Regions from separate parts of the Homo sapiens genome. Here region 2 is linked to region 1. The links are chromatin contacts, found by Hi-C or POLR2A ChIA-PET in ENCODE. All regions are on one chromosome and are shown on one strand. Each heading gives the region's core, a stretch centred on a gene start or an enhancer-like site at or near the end of the contact. The rest is flanking DNA. Distances are from core to core; before and after follow the strand shown. Region 1 holds the start of ZSWIM5 (zinc finger SWIM-type containing 5). Region 2 holds the start of HPDL (4-hydroxyphenylpyruvate dioxygenase like).

Region 1 (5,870 bases), core at 962-3,461:
CAAGATTGTGCCACTGCACTCCAACCTGGGTGTGACAGAGTGAGACTGCATCTCAAAAAAAAAAAAAAAAAAAAAAAAGACAGTAACTGATTAAATCAGAATAACATATTCATTGATTCAAAGTGCAAATATTTTCTGAACATCTTCTATGTGTAGGCATTTTGGCAGGTGGTAGAAATAGGCCCTTACATGGAAATGGTTCCTGCCCTTCCACAGCTCATAGTCTAGTTAGGGGGACAGGCATTAAAGGAATATTCGTTCTCCCAAAAAACTCTGATAAATTATAGGAAAGAAAATAGTGTGTGTTATGGAAGCCTGTAAATGTGGTACCAGATTCAAGGTGGAGTAGGGATTATGCTATTTTGCAGTAATCTATTTATAGTTATTTACAGATATAAATCCATTTACCAATATAAACAGATTTCTTTTTCTTTCTTTTTTTGTTTTTTTAGAGAGGGTCTTGCTCTGTTGCCTGGGCTAGAGTGCAGTGGCATGATCATAGCTTACTGTAACCTTGAACTCCTGGGCTCAATCAATCCTCCTACATCAGCCTTCAGGGTAGCTAGGACTACAGGGTGTAGGCCACTAATCCCTGCTATTTTTTATTTCTTGTGTAGAGATGGGGTCTCCAGTCTGCTCTGTTGCCCAGGCTGGTCTAGAACTCCTGGCCTCAAGGGATCCTCCACTTTGGCCTCCCAAAGCCTTGGGATTACAGGCATGCGCCACTGCATCTGGCCTAAACAGATACTTATTGAGTACCTACTACACTGAATAAGCAAACAATTTGAATTACTTCTAATTCCAGCCAGCCTGGGCAACATAGGGAGACCGCCCCTCTACAAAAATTTAGAATTAGCTGGGTGTGGTGCTGTGCATCTGTTGTCCTAGTTATTCTGGAGGCTGAGATGGAAGGATAGTTTGAGTCCAAGAGTTTGAGGTTGCAGTGATCACCCCACTGCACTCCGGGCTGGACATCAGAGTGAGATCCTGTCTCTAAAAAAACTTTTTTTAAAGTGAATTATTTCTAATTCTTACAACATTTATGTGTAGAAGCATTATTACTAGCTCCCTTTTGCAAATGATTTAATAGAATCATGAATAGCATCACACACAGCAAGTGTGATTCACACCCAATTCTGCCTGTGCTCTTTAATTCTGAGATTACAGCAAAACCAAACTGTGGCTCCAGCCTGTCTCCAATCATTTACTCTCTTCTTACTCTTATTTTATCCTACACTCTAAATCTCTCTTACTTTGAAGGGCAAACTCAACTATAGAAACTCTTTTAATACAGTTCTTGGAACGTTTTAAAGTTGTAGAGATTAGTTTGTCAGCAAATTCTGAAATAATCTGAGCTTTCTTGATCGAGCAAGAAACAGTAACTTACAATTGCGTGTTGTTTATGGAGTTAGTGATGAAGCTGCCATTCTTGAGCACCCACTATGTGCCAGGCAGAGGATAAATTATAGTGAAGGAAATAGACATGATTCTCACTCTCATGGAGTTGACAGTCAGACATTAAACAAATATATAAAAATACAACTATGTAAAGGTGTAGAAGACTGAGCCAAGTGAGGAAAACATGAAAGACCTAATTCAGATTGGAGGTAGGGGATCAGAGAATTCTACCAAAAAACACGCAAAAGTGTTTTGTATTCTAGGATGCAAGGTGCTAAACCCTCCAAAAGACCCCACCAGGATGCAACCCCCGTGGCGATAAGATCTTGATGCCCCATTGTCAAGGGGTGGTGCGACTTTGTCCCACTCTGGGGTGGGGTGACCGCCGGCTTTATCCTACATTGTTGTGGCGTGAGGTGAGTTTTCATCATCCGAACTTTCTGATGTTTTCCCCTAGTGTCTTCTTTCCCAGCGTCTTTCTGCCAGATCTTCCGCTCTGCTGTGACAACCTCCTGTCACATCAGTACCGTTGGAGCTGGATTGTTTTTTTCTCCTTGTACCCCGCGAGCCTATAACTTCACGGAGGCGGCTCCTTGGATGGCTTATGGCCCCGCCATTTCATTCAGTCACACAGTCCATTCCTGTCTGGCCGGCGGCAGGTGGGTTGGAGGTGCGCGGGCGGGCGGGCGGGCGTGCGAGAGCGTCCGGCGCTCCTCTCCCCTCCGCGGTCGCCGGATCCGCGAGAGCGCTCGGCTCGCGTTCTAGGCTGTTTGCGCCTGGAGCGCGCCGCGGGCCCGCGCTCGCTCCCGCCTGTCTTCGCGTCCGCGGCGGCCAGGACACCGCGCGCCGCCTCACGCTACCCTGCAGGCCGCCCGCGTCTGCCCTCGCGGCGCGCTCCCGGGCCCGGCCGCGGTTCCCCACTCGGGCCGGCTGGCTCGCGGGTTCTCTCGCCCCGCCCCCCTCGGCGCCACCGCTGGGCGCTTGCGCGGGGCGCGTGGCCGTGGCCAGGGTCTCCGCCGCAGCCCGAGCAGCCGCCGCCGCCTCAGTCAGTCAGTCAGTCCCCAGCAATGGCGGACGGAGGTGAGCGAGAGGAGCTGCTCTCGCCGTCACCGGTCTCTCCGGCTAAGCGGCAGTGTTCGTGGCCCAGCCCGCAGGCTCATCACCCTCGCGGTTCGCCTGGGGCAGCCGGCGGAGGGGCAGGGGGCGTCGGCAGCAGCTGCCTGGTCCTCGGGGCCCGCCCCCACCTGCAGCCGGATTCCTTACTGGACTGCGCCGCCAAGACGGTGGCGGAAAAGTGGGCATACGAACGGGTGGAGGAGCGCTTCGAGCGGATCCCGGAGCCCGTGCAGCGCCGCATCGTCTACTGGTCCTTCCCGCGGAATGAGCGGGAGATCTGCATGTACTCCAGCTTCCAGTACCGGGGCGGCCCCGGCGCCGGCGCTGCTGGCGGCGCCGCGGGGGCTTCGCCGGCCGAGGAGGGGCCGCAGCCACCCCCCGGGGCCGCCGCTCCGGCCGGCTCCGCCCCCGGGGGCGTCGCGGCTGGGGCATCCCCCGGGCTGGGCGCAGGGGCCGGCGCGGCCGGCTGCGGTGGCGAGGGGCTCCCGTTCCGCCGGGGCATCCGTCTGCTGGACAGCGGCTCCGTGGAGAACGTGCTGCAAGTCGGTATGTGCTCGTCCAGGCGTTCTCGGGTCCTCAGCCTCCTCTTCCGCGGGTGCCTCTTCTCGGCCCGAGCCCTGGGGCCGAGACCCCGGCCTTCTGCCCAACTCCTGTACCCCTGCCGAAGGACGAACAAGTCACAAAAACTTTTTTCAACCTTTCACTCAGGTCCACCACTGCTCTTTCCTCCACTGACCCTCTACCCCAATTTCTTTTTGTTTGAAGAGTGAATAGATCTCTCTTCTTCACTCTTTCTATTCCCCACACCAAGGCAAAGAGAATGGGGAGGTATGACTTTTTGGATGTAATAATTTCAGAAATGTGTTGTCCTAATTTAAGTTTGGAGAGGAGAGGATTGTTAGTAAATCTGGAACAAGCGGTTTTAGAGGGAGCGTTTGAGGGACAGACTGTCAGAGGCAATCTATAGCCCTAGCCGATTGAGTCTCGATGAAATTAACACTGGGAAAAAAGCCCCAACAAAATACTGCATGTTTCAGACAGTTTTAATTGTCTGCGTTAGGATTTTTCCCCTGGACCGGTGATGCTTGGGAATCTAGGCTGCGGACTAACAATAACCGAAGATGGAAATGTGACAGCTTCTCCTCCACACCCCCACCCAAGGAAAAAAAAAAAAAAAGCCATACAATCTGGAGTGGGGGTGGGGTCTCTCTTCCTTGTCAGACTGGGGTAAATCAAAAGCTGGTCACGCTGGGTTTTTCAAAAGCTTCTCATTTAACAAGTCCTATTTGCTTTTATCTTTTTGTTATGGAAAAATATATTATACAAATGATTTCTTCCTTTACTCCTCCGGAGCTTCTAGTCAGTTTGTTAATCTTATTAAATATATAAATACAGTGCTTCTGATTTGTGGAATGGTTAAGGAGAAGGATAAAAAAATGATTAACATTGACTTTGCTATGTGGAAAATTAAAACACGAATTTTTTTCTATTTGGATTATTATGGCATTCTGGAAGTACATATCTTTATGCGTTTTATTGTACACTATATGCTCGTATTAATTGAAGAAAATACTGATTTTTGAAAGGAGTTGAAGGGAGGTTGTTTTTAGAATTAAACAAGCACAGAAAGACACAAACCCCAGACATCTAGCTCTCCAGGTAAAACCTGGAGAAAACATTTGAAAAATGTTTTTCTTTGAATCGTGCTGTTTCATATAAAGTAATCTGCTTCTGGTTATTGAGAATCATTGATTCCTGTGTTTCTAACCAAAACAACAGCATACCACAACTTGTTTTGCAAATGTGAAATGTAAATTTATCCTGTGCCAGAATATAGTGACAGTGGCTTGAGCAAGTTTTGTTTATTTGAAAGAGGTTAGTCCTTTATTTGTGTATATTTTTGAAAGAGTGACTTGAATAAATATGTAATTAAGGTGTACAGCTTTAATACTGAAACACTGAAAACATGAAAATAAATACAATCATTTTCCTATTAGTCTGTAAATTTTAATTTTTCTGAGTTTCGATCATTTATTTAACTTTTAAGATTCTTGTTTCAAATATTTTAAATGGAAAAGGATCAATTTAAGTGGTCATTTTATAGTAAGAGATGGATGAGGAAGAATTTTCAAACTTGAGGGAACAAATAAAAGAGAGGAAGAGTTTTAAAGAGGTGTCTATTTTTAAAGTAACTAAAGTGTCACTTTCCAAATGAAATAGGATATTTTGGGTAATCTAGATCATGTTTAAATCAGATATTTCCCCTTTATAATATGAAAGTTAATGTGGTTCTGGAGTTATAGGCTCTCTTATGGTAGTTTCAGAAGACACATATAAACAAACATGTTTTCTGATTGACTTGAGAAAAGACACATATAAACAAACATGTTTTCTGATTGACTTTGGATTTCAAAGACGAAGACCGGTGAATAAATTTATCACTTTAAGTTTATGCTACTTGAGAACCACGAGCTGTGTAATTTTTATTATTCTGACCTTAATTTAGGTTAATAAGTATAGGAGAGAAGGATAGCCTGTTCTGCATCTTTTTGAGTTCTGTATTTTGGTATGAACCACCTTTAATAGAGACTCATCCCCCATCTCCTAAACTTAAAGTTATAAGTAAATGACTTAATCTAGAGAGTAGGCTTTCTAAAAGTATTGCCAAGAGATGAGTAAGGAAGTGATTCGTATATACCAAGATAGTAATCGTGTTTTTCAGTTTATAACTGCACTTCAAACTCAATTAATTACTAAGTGATGCTAATTAAGAATTCTACATATTTCCTTACTGTTTCTAAACGATAGAACCTCAGATTTGGGAAGTTACTGAAGGCCGATGCTTTAGGAAGAACAGAAAGTTGGGGTATTTCTGTGACAACATCTTTTTAAGAAAAAGAGTCATAAGGGAATTTAATGAAAAAGGGAATTTAAATGAAAAAAGAAAGCACAAACAAAAAAGCCTTCAAGGCAAATAAATTAAAAACAAACAAAAACTTGTGGAAAGAGTAGGTAGATTAAATTCTGTAATTTCTAATTACTTTCCACACAAAATCTGGTAATGGGAAGTCATGAATTCTGGTTAAAAATTGGATACTTCAGATTTTAAATCAAAACTAAAACTTTTCCAGCTATGCTCAAAGGATACATTTCTTTTATGTAAGTACTGCATCAGAAGTAGTATTCCTTTTAAAAGGGGAAAATTGCAAATTAGTCTCTTCAGGGATGTCTGTAAGTTTAAAGCTATGTCAATAGACTTACAGTCTGATCTCAGTATTGTAAAGGTTAGAGTATGAACTCTATTGAAAACATATGAATGTTTTCAGCATCTGCATTTTTAACTTGTTTCAGAAGCC
Region 2 (5,827 bases), core at 2,131-4,630, 120 kb before region 1:
TGAATTGTGGAGCCATCAGTTCTTTTTTTTTTTTTTTTTTTTTTTTGAGACAGTCTCACTGTCACCCAAGCTAGAGTGCAGTGGCCCGATCTCGGCTCACTGCAATCTCCCACAACTGGATTAAAGCGATTCTCCTGCCTCAGTCTCCCAAGTAGCTGGGATTACAGGTGCCTGCTACCACACCCAACTAATTTTTGTATTTTTAGTAGAGACAGGGTTTCACCATGTTGACTAGGCTGGTCTCGAACTCCTGACCTCAAGTGATCTGCCCATCTTGGCCTCCCAAAGTGCTGGGATTACAGGCGTGAGCCACCACACCCATCCATGGGAGCTATCAGTTCTAATTGGGAGACGGATCAGGAAAGGCTGTTTGGAGGAAGCAGCTGGTAATCTTCGTCCTAGAAATGAATCCTTTTCTTCAGGTTTGGGAGGGGAATCAACCGTAGCGATGTTCTTTCCAGTCCCAAGAGTAGTGTGAGCAAAGGTGGAGCCCAGTGCAGGCTGCAGTGCTCAAGGAGCTGTGAGCAGTTGGTTTAGCTGGAAAGGTCAGCAGGGCCTGCTGGGTCAGTCAGGGTGTGAGCCCTAGGCTGCTGACTCATTTTAGGTGGAGGAGAGAGGAGTCAGATTTGCATTTTTAGGACAATTCGATTCCCTCAGGCAGCCTTTTGGAGGGTTGATTGATGGGGCAGATACTTGAGGCAGGATGAAAGCTCTACAGCATTCCAGGCTAAGCCTAGCTAGATCAGTAGAGTCGGGGAAAGGGAGAGAGGACAAGGAGAGGATTCTCTGCTCCCCCTCCCCCAACTACAAGGCCTCCCTCCTTCCATTTTTTCACAGGGTTCCAAAAGGTCCCAGGTGTCCTCTCCGTGCAGTCGGAAAAAGCCCCGCATGGGCCAGCAAGTCCTGGATAATTTCTTTCGGTCTCACATCTCCACTGATGCACACAGCCTCAACAGTGCAGCCCAGTGACACCTCTGAAAGCCCCCATTCCCTGAGAATCCTGTTGTTAGTAAAGTGCTTATTTTTGTAGTTATTTTATGTTGTATTTTTTTGAGATGGGGGTCTCGCTATGTTGCTCAGACTGGTTTCGAACTCAGGTGATTCTGGCCTCAAGTGATTCTCCCACTTCAGCCTCCTAAAGTGCTTGGATTACAGGCATGAGCCACCACGCCCGCCCTTTTGTAGCTATTTTGGACAGCCTTCCACCCTCTCCCTAGCCCCCTCACCCCTTATATCTGAGGGAGGGACCCAGAAAAGTGGTGACGTTCTGCTTGGTTCTGACTTTCTCTGGCTGAACTCCCAGCCAGCCCCGGGCAGATGGGGTTGGAGTGGGGGTGTTCTGTCCAGACTGATCTGCCCTCCAACCCCCAGGAGAAAGGCAAGGCAGCTACAGGGAGAACCTGCCAGTGGCTGACACACAACACCCTCTGTTTACGTCTCAGGTCAGCTCTAATTGGAGTGGTGGCATCACTCTGGAGTAGGTAGTTGGGCTCAACTCTCACCCAGCCCCTCCCCACCTGAGTGGTCGCTCCCTAGGGGGAGAGGAAGCACAGGAGAAGATTTGTTCTGTTTTAAATTCCTACCTCAAATACGAAATAATTTATTTAGGGTTATGTTACATACGGAGTGAAACAATACAGAAAAGCAAAGGGCTAATAATGACAGGATTTGAGGAGTGGGTGGGAGGAAATAGAATCACAGCGGGACACAGGGAGGACTCGAAAGTATTGGTTATGTTCTATTTCCTAGTGTGTAATTCTTTTATTGTTCTTTGTATCTTACATATTTATTATAGACTGTATATAAGAAATGTTTTAGTTTTAAAAAATCCCACCTCTTTGGAGCCCAATGAGAGACACAGCTTCTGGCAGGCACTGATGAAATGGAAGTCACACCTGCCCCCCGGAGGCAAAGCCTTTCACTAGTTGGGCCTCCTGCAGATGTTCCTCAGTTCTGTGCTGGTCTCCCCAGAGCTGCAGGACAGCTGGCTGCACCCAGCCCTGGGCATCCTTAGGCTTCCTGGCTCCTGGCAGATTGCTCCTGTACGGACTGCCACAGAGCTCTGATGTTGCCCTGACCAAAGCCAGTGGCCCCCTGCCTCTGAATCAGCTCCAGGAAGAAAGTGTCCTCAGTAAAAAGGGACTTGGTGAAGACCTGAAGCAGAAACTTGCCTTTATCACCATCTAGCAGGATCCCCTGTCGAGCAAGCAGATGAGGCTCGTGCCCTGCAGCTCGGATCTGCCTCTCCTTTCCTGGCTGCTGGTAGTATGCCCCAGGGGGAGCCAGGAACTGGCCTCCAGCAGTTGCCACCCCCTCAGTGGCCTCCACAATGTTAGGCGTATACAGCCCCACGTGCTGCAGGCCTGGCCCCTTGTGCCGGGCCAGGAACTGCTCCACCTGGTCCTGTCGTGTCGTCGCCCCCGGAAGGGACTCAGCCAGAACAAGAGTGGGGACAATGCTGCCCGGCTGGGCCTGCAGGGCTGTAAGCCTCAGTCCCCCAAGCCCAAACCCTGCTGTCATTTCGAGGCCCAGCTCGGGATCCTCACCTGGGCTCAGCGGCAAGTGGCAAAAGCCCAGGCAGTCGTGGAACCAGCGCAAAAGTGTGGGGGAGCTGCCGGGGGTGCAGGCCAAGGTCAGGTGGTCCACGCGGCTGACCCACCCGGGGCCAGGCGCAGAGGACACGGGCCTGAAGCCGGGTAGGAAGGGTCCGCGGTAGCCAGCGCGCTCCAGCAAGGTCAGGCTGAGGATGCCGGCAGGCGAGCTGACCACGGCGTAAGTGGCGGCACCCTGCGCGTCCCGCACGCGAACGGGAGGGACAGGCACGCTGCAGCCCAGCGCTGCCAGCTCCCGGGTTGCAGCGCCGGCGTCCGCCACGTCGAAGCACAGGTTTGTGGCGCTGGGCACGGCGTGACGCGGATCCAGGCCGTACAGCGGCTCTCCAGACCCTGCGCCCTCGTTCACCAAAAAGACCGCGTCGCCGCTGCGCAGGGCTAGCTGCCGCCAGCCGTCCACCTCCCGCGAAGCCAGGGGCTGGAAGCCGAAGAGGCGCTGCAGGTTCCGGGCTAGGGGCTGCCCGGCGGGCACGTGGAAGGCGATGTGGCACAAACGAAGGGCGGGCGCGGCCATGGCGCTCTGGACGGCGACCTAGACTTGTCCTTCTGGGGCCGCTTACTTGTGGTTGGGGACTTCGGGGCTCTCAGTCCTGGGCTGATCGTCCGGAGTTGGGGAGTCCGGCTCACCCCGCAGAGCGCGTTCCTCGCTTTCTTCCGGAAAGAAGTCACCCGCCGACCCCTGAGAGCTCGCGGTTCTCCCTGCAGCGCCACCCCAGCCAGGAGCAGCGTCTGGACCACCGGGTCTCAGTGAGCCGAGCTGCTGGTTGTGAGAACCACGCGGTGCCTGTGCTCGCGCCAAGCAGGAGAAAGAGGGCGGAGCCCGTGACTCCGCCTTTGACTCCCCACCCCCTCCCCCACACCCTGTCGCCTCGGATACTGCGGGGTCGCCGCGCTGCTCTTTCCCCGGGCCTCACGCCTGGTCACATCCTTGGGCACTGAGCCTCCCTTCCCCAGCCCAGGAACTCACAATGGCTGCCTTCACTCGGCGCCAGGCACTGGGCTCCCACTCATCCCCCCAACCTCACAGCGAAGGGACTCAGCCCGGGTTCAGGGAAAGAGTTGGAATTCTCTCTCCACAAGCACGGAATTTTTTAGCACTTTCATGTTTTTTCTTTAAGTTCTGGAGTTTGCCTCTAAGTCTTAATGTTCCCTGGAATACACACACACACACACACACACACACACACACGTTTATATGTTTTGAGACAGGGTCTCACTCTGTCACCCAGGCTGGAGTGGCACAATCACAGCTCACTGCAGCCTCCACCTCCTGGGTTCAGGCGATTTTCCTTGCCTCAGTGCACAAATAGCTGGGACCACAGGCGGACGCCACCACACCCAGCTAATTAAAAATAATTTTTTTTTTTAGAAATGGGGTCTTGCTATATTGCCCAAGCTGGTTTTAAACCCCTGGGCTCAAGCCATCTTTCCACCTCAGCCTCCCAAAGTGTTGGGCAATCTCTCAACCAGTCCTGTCTCTTTCTTCAATCACCCTTCTGTCAACATCATTTAACCCCTTGTCCCAAGCAAGATTTGGAGGAAAAATCTGACGGTTCGGGATCTGAAAGGAACAGCTGCCTGGCTGTCATTCCCCTTCCCCATCCTTTGAGGACTGGAACACAGGCCCTCCTTGCTCTTTGCAGCTTCCTGACTTGGCATTGAGCCAGAGATTTCTGTGGTGGGGGCACTTCTGGCTCTGAAACCCAGAATTGTGTGAGATGACTGGATTGAGGAATTTGTAGTCTTCTGGAACTTCAACTGAGTGGCCCTTGAAGGGTTAGGGAAGGGCATCCAAGAAGGGCAAAGGGCATAAGCAAAAACTCAGTAAGAGTGTGAGCCAGACTCTTAGAGGAGCAATGGGCCATGCTGTTAGGGAGGCATTTAGGATGAATGCCACAGTCCAAGGCATCACAAGAAATTTTTTTGTCAGGCAGCCTGATCTACTGGGTTTCATTGGCAAGAGGGAGAAGGATGTCATAGGGGACAGGGGCTAGCTGGATGTCATGGTGTTCAGGCCTGCAGGCAGGAGGGCAGTACCCAGGAGCTGGTCAGGGTGGTAAAAGGTACTTGGTGCTACTCTGCAGACCAGTGAATGTGAGGACATGAGTTCCAAAAGCCAGACGGACCTGGGTTTGAATCACCAGCAACACTTACTGTCTGTATGGGCAAGTTGCTTAACGCCTCTGAGCCTTAATTTGCCCATCTGTAAAAATGGAAATAATAGTACCTACTTCAAAGAGTTGTGATTAAGTGAGGTGGAGTAAGTGTTCAGTAAATAGTAGCTGTTGCTATTGTAGTTACTGTTTTTTTTTTTAATTAATTTTATTTTCCCACATATTCTAATATTTATTTATTTTAAAAAGTTTTTCAGAGCTGGGCACAGTGGCTCACACCTGTAATCTCAGCACTTTGGGAGGCTGAGGCAGGCGGATCACCTGAGGTCAGGAGTTCAAGACCACCCTGGCCAACATGGTGAAACCCCATCTCTACTAAAAATACAAAAAATTAGATGTAATCCCAGCTACTCGGGAGGCTGAGGCAGGAGAATCACTTGAACCCAGGAGGCGGAGGTTGCAGTGAGCCAAGATCATGCCATTGCACTGTAGCCTGGGCAACAAGAGAGAAACTCTGTCTCAAAAAAAAAAAAAAAGAAAAGAAAAAAGTTTTTTTAGAGATGAGGTCTTACTCTGTCACCTAGGCTGGAGTGTAGTGGCATGATCACAGCTCACTGCAGGCTCCAACTCCTGGGCTTAAGCAATCCTTCCACCTCAGTCTCCCAAGTAGCTTGGGACTACAGGTGCACACCACCATGCCTGGCTATTTAGTTATTGTTTTATTTTATCTCATGATACAATGCCAGTGGTACCTCCCAGAAGGTGTTGTGTGGCCTACTAGAGAGATGGGGACAGGGGCTTCACTGGCATGGGCCAAAGGCTAGGCAGCCTACTCAATGAGCAGCTCACCCCAAGGAATCCTGGGTAGTAAGAAAGGAAAGTAAATCTTGGGGGCCCCAAATCACTAAGCTAAAAGGAAAAGTCAAGCTGGGAACTGCTTAGGGCCAATCTGCCTCCCATTCCGTTCAAAGTCACAGTAAGAGTTAAAGAAAGAGGAAAGAAACACAAAAAGCAGCTCAAAAATCAAACCTGAGAGGGGCTTCTGGCTGATTTCAGTCAGGAGTGCTCTCTCTTACAGACTATTTATTTATTTATTTATTT

The links. A loop is a pair of places that touch in the nucleus more often than their neighbours do. ChIA-PET counts read pairs that join two places held with the same protein, here RNA polymerase II (POLR2A). Pooled maps may share reads with other maps.
Region 2: a pooled map shows a loop between it and region 1 (3-fold over the local background). The contact joins the promoter of HPDL here to the promoter of ZSWIM5 in region 1. A Hi-C loop is called at or near these places in 3 of 50 pooled maps. POLR2A ChIA-PET finds 5 or more read pairs at or near these places in 5 of 52 experiments (HEK293T, HepG2, T-cell and 1 more).

Annotation. Positions count from the first base shown.
Region 1 is chr1:45,202,946-45,208,815 of GRCh38, reverse strand. It overlaps ZSWIM5 (zinc finger SWIM-type containing 5), which reads left to right and starts at 2,211. Exons shown (of 14, transcript NM_020883.2): 1 at 2,211-3,060. The coding sequence starts at 2,466. RefSeq lists silencers at 1,985-2,404, 2,605-2,764, 4,733-4,933 and enhancers at 1,833-2,732, 2,733-3,633.
Region 2 is chr1:45,324,448-45,330,274 of GRCh38, reverse strand. It overlaps HPDL (4-hydroxyphenylpyruvate dioxygenase like), which reads right to left and starts at 3,380. Exons shown (of 1, transcript NM_032756.4): 1 at 1,565-3,380. The coding sequence starts at 3,126. The coding sequence ends at 2,011. It overlaps MUTYH (mutY DNA glycosylase), which reads left to right. Exons shown (of 16, transcript NM_001048174.2): 16 at 838-1,033. The coding sequence ends at 969. RefSeq lists enhancers at 1-820, 2,169-2,278, 3,039-3,288, 3,299-3,348.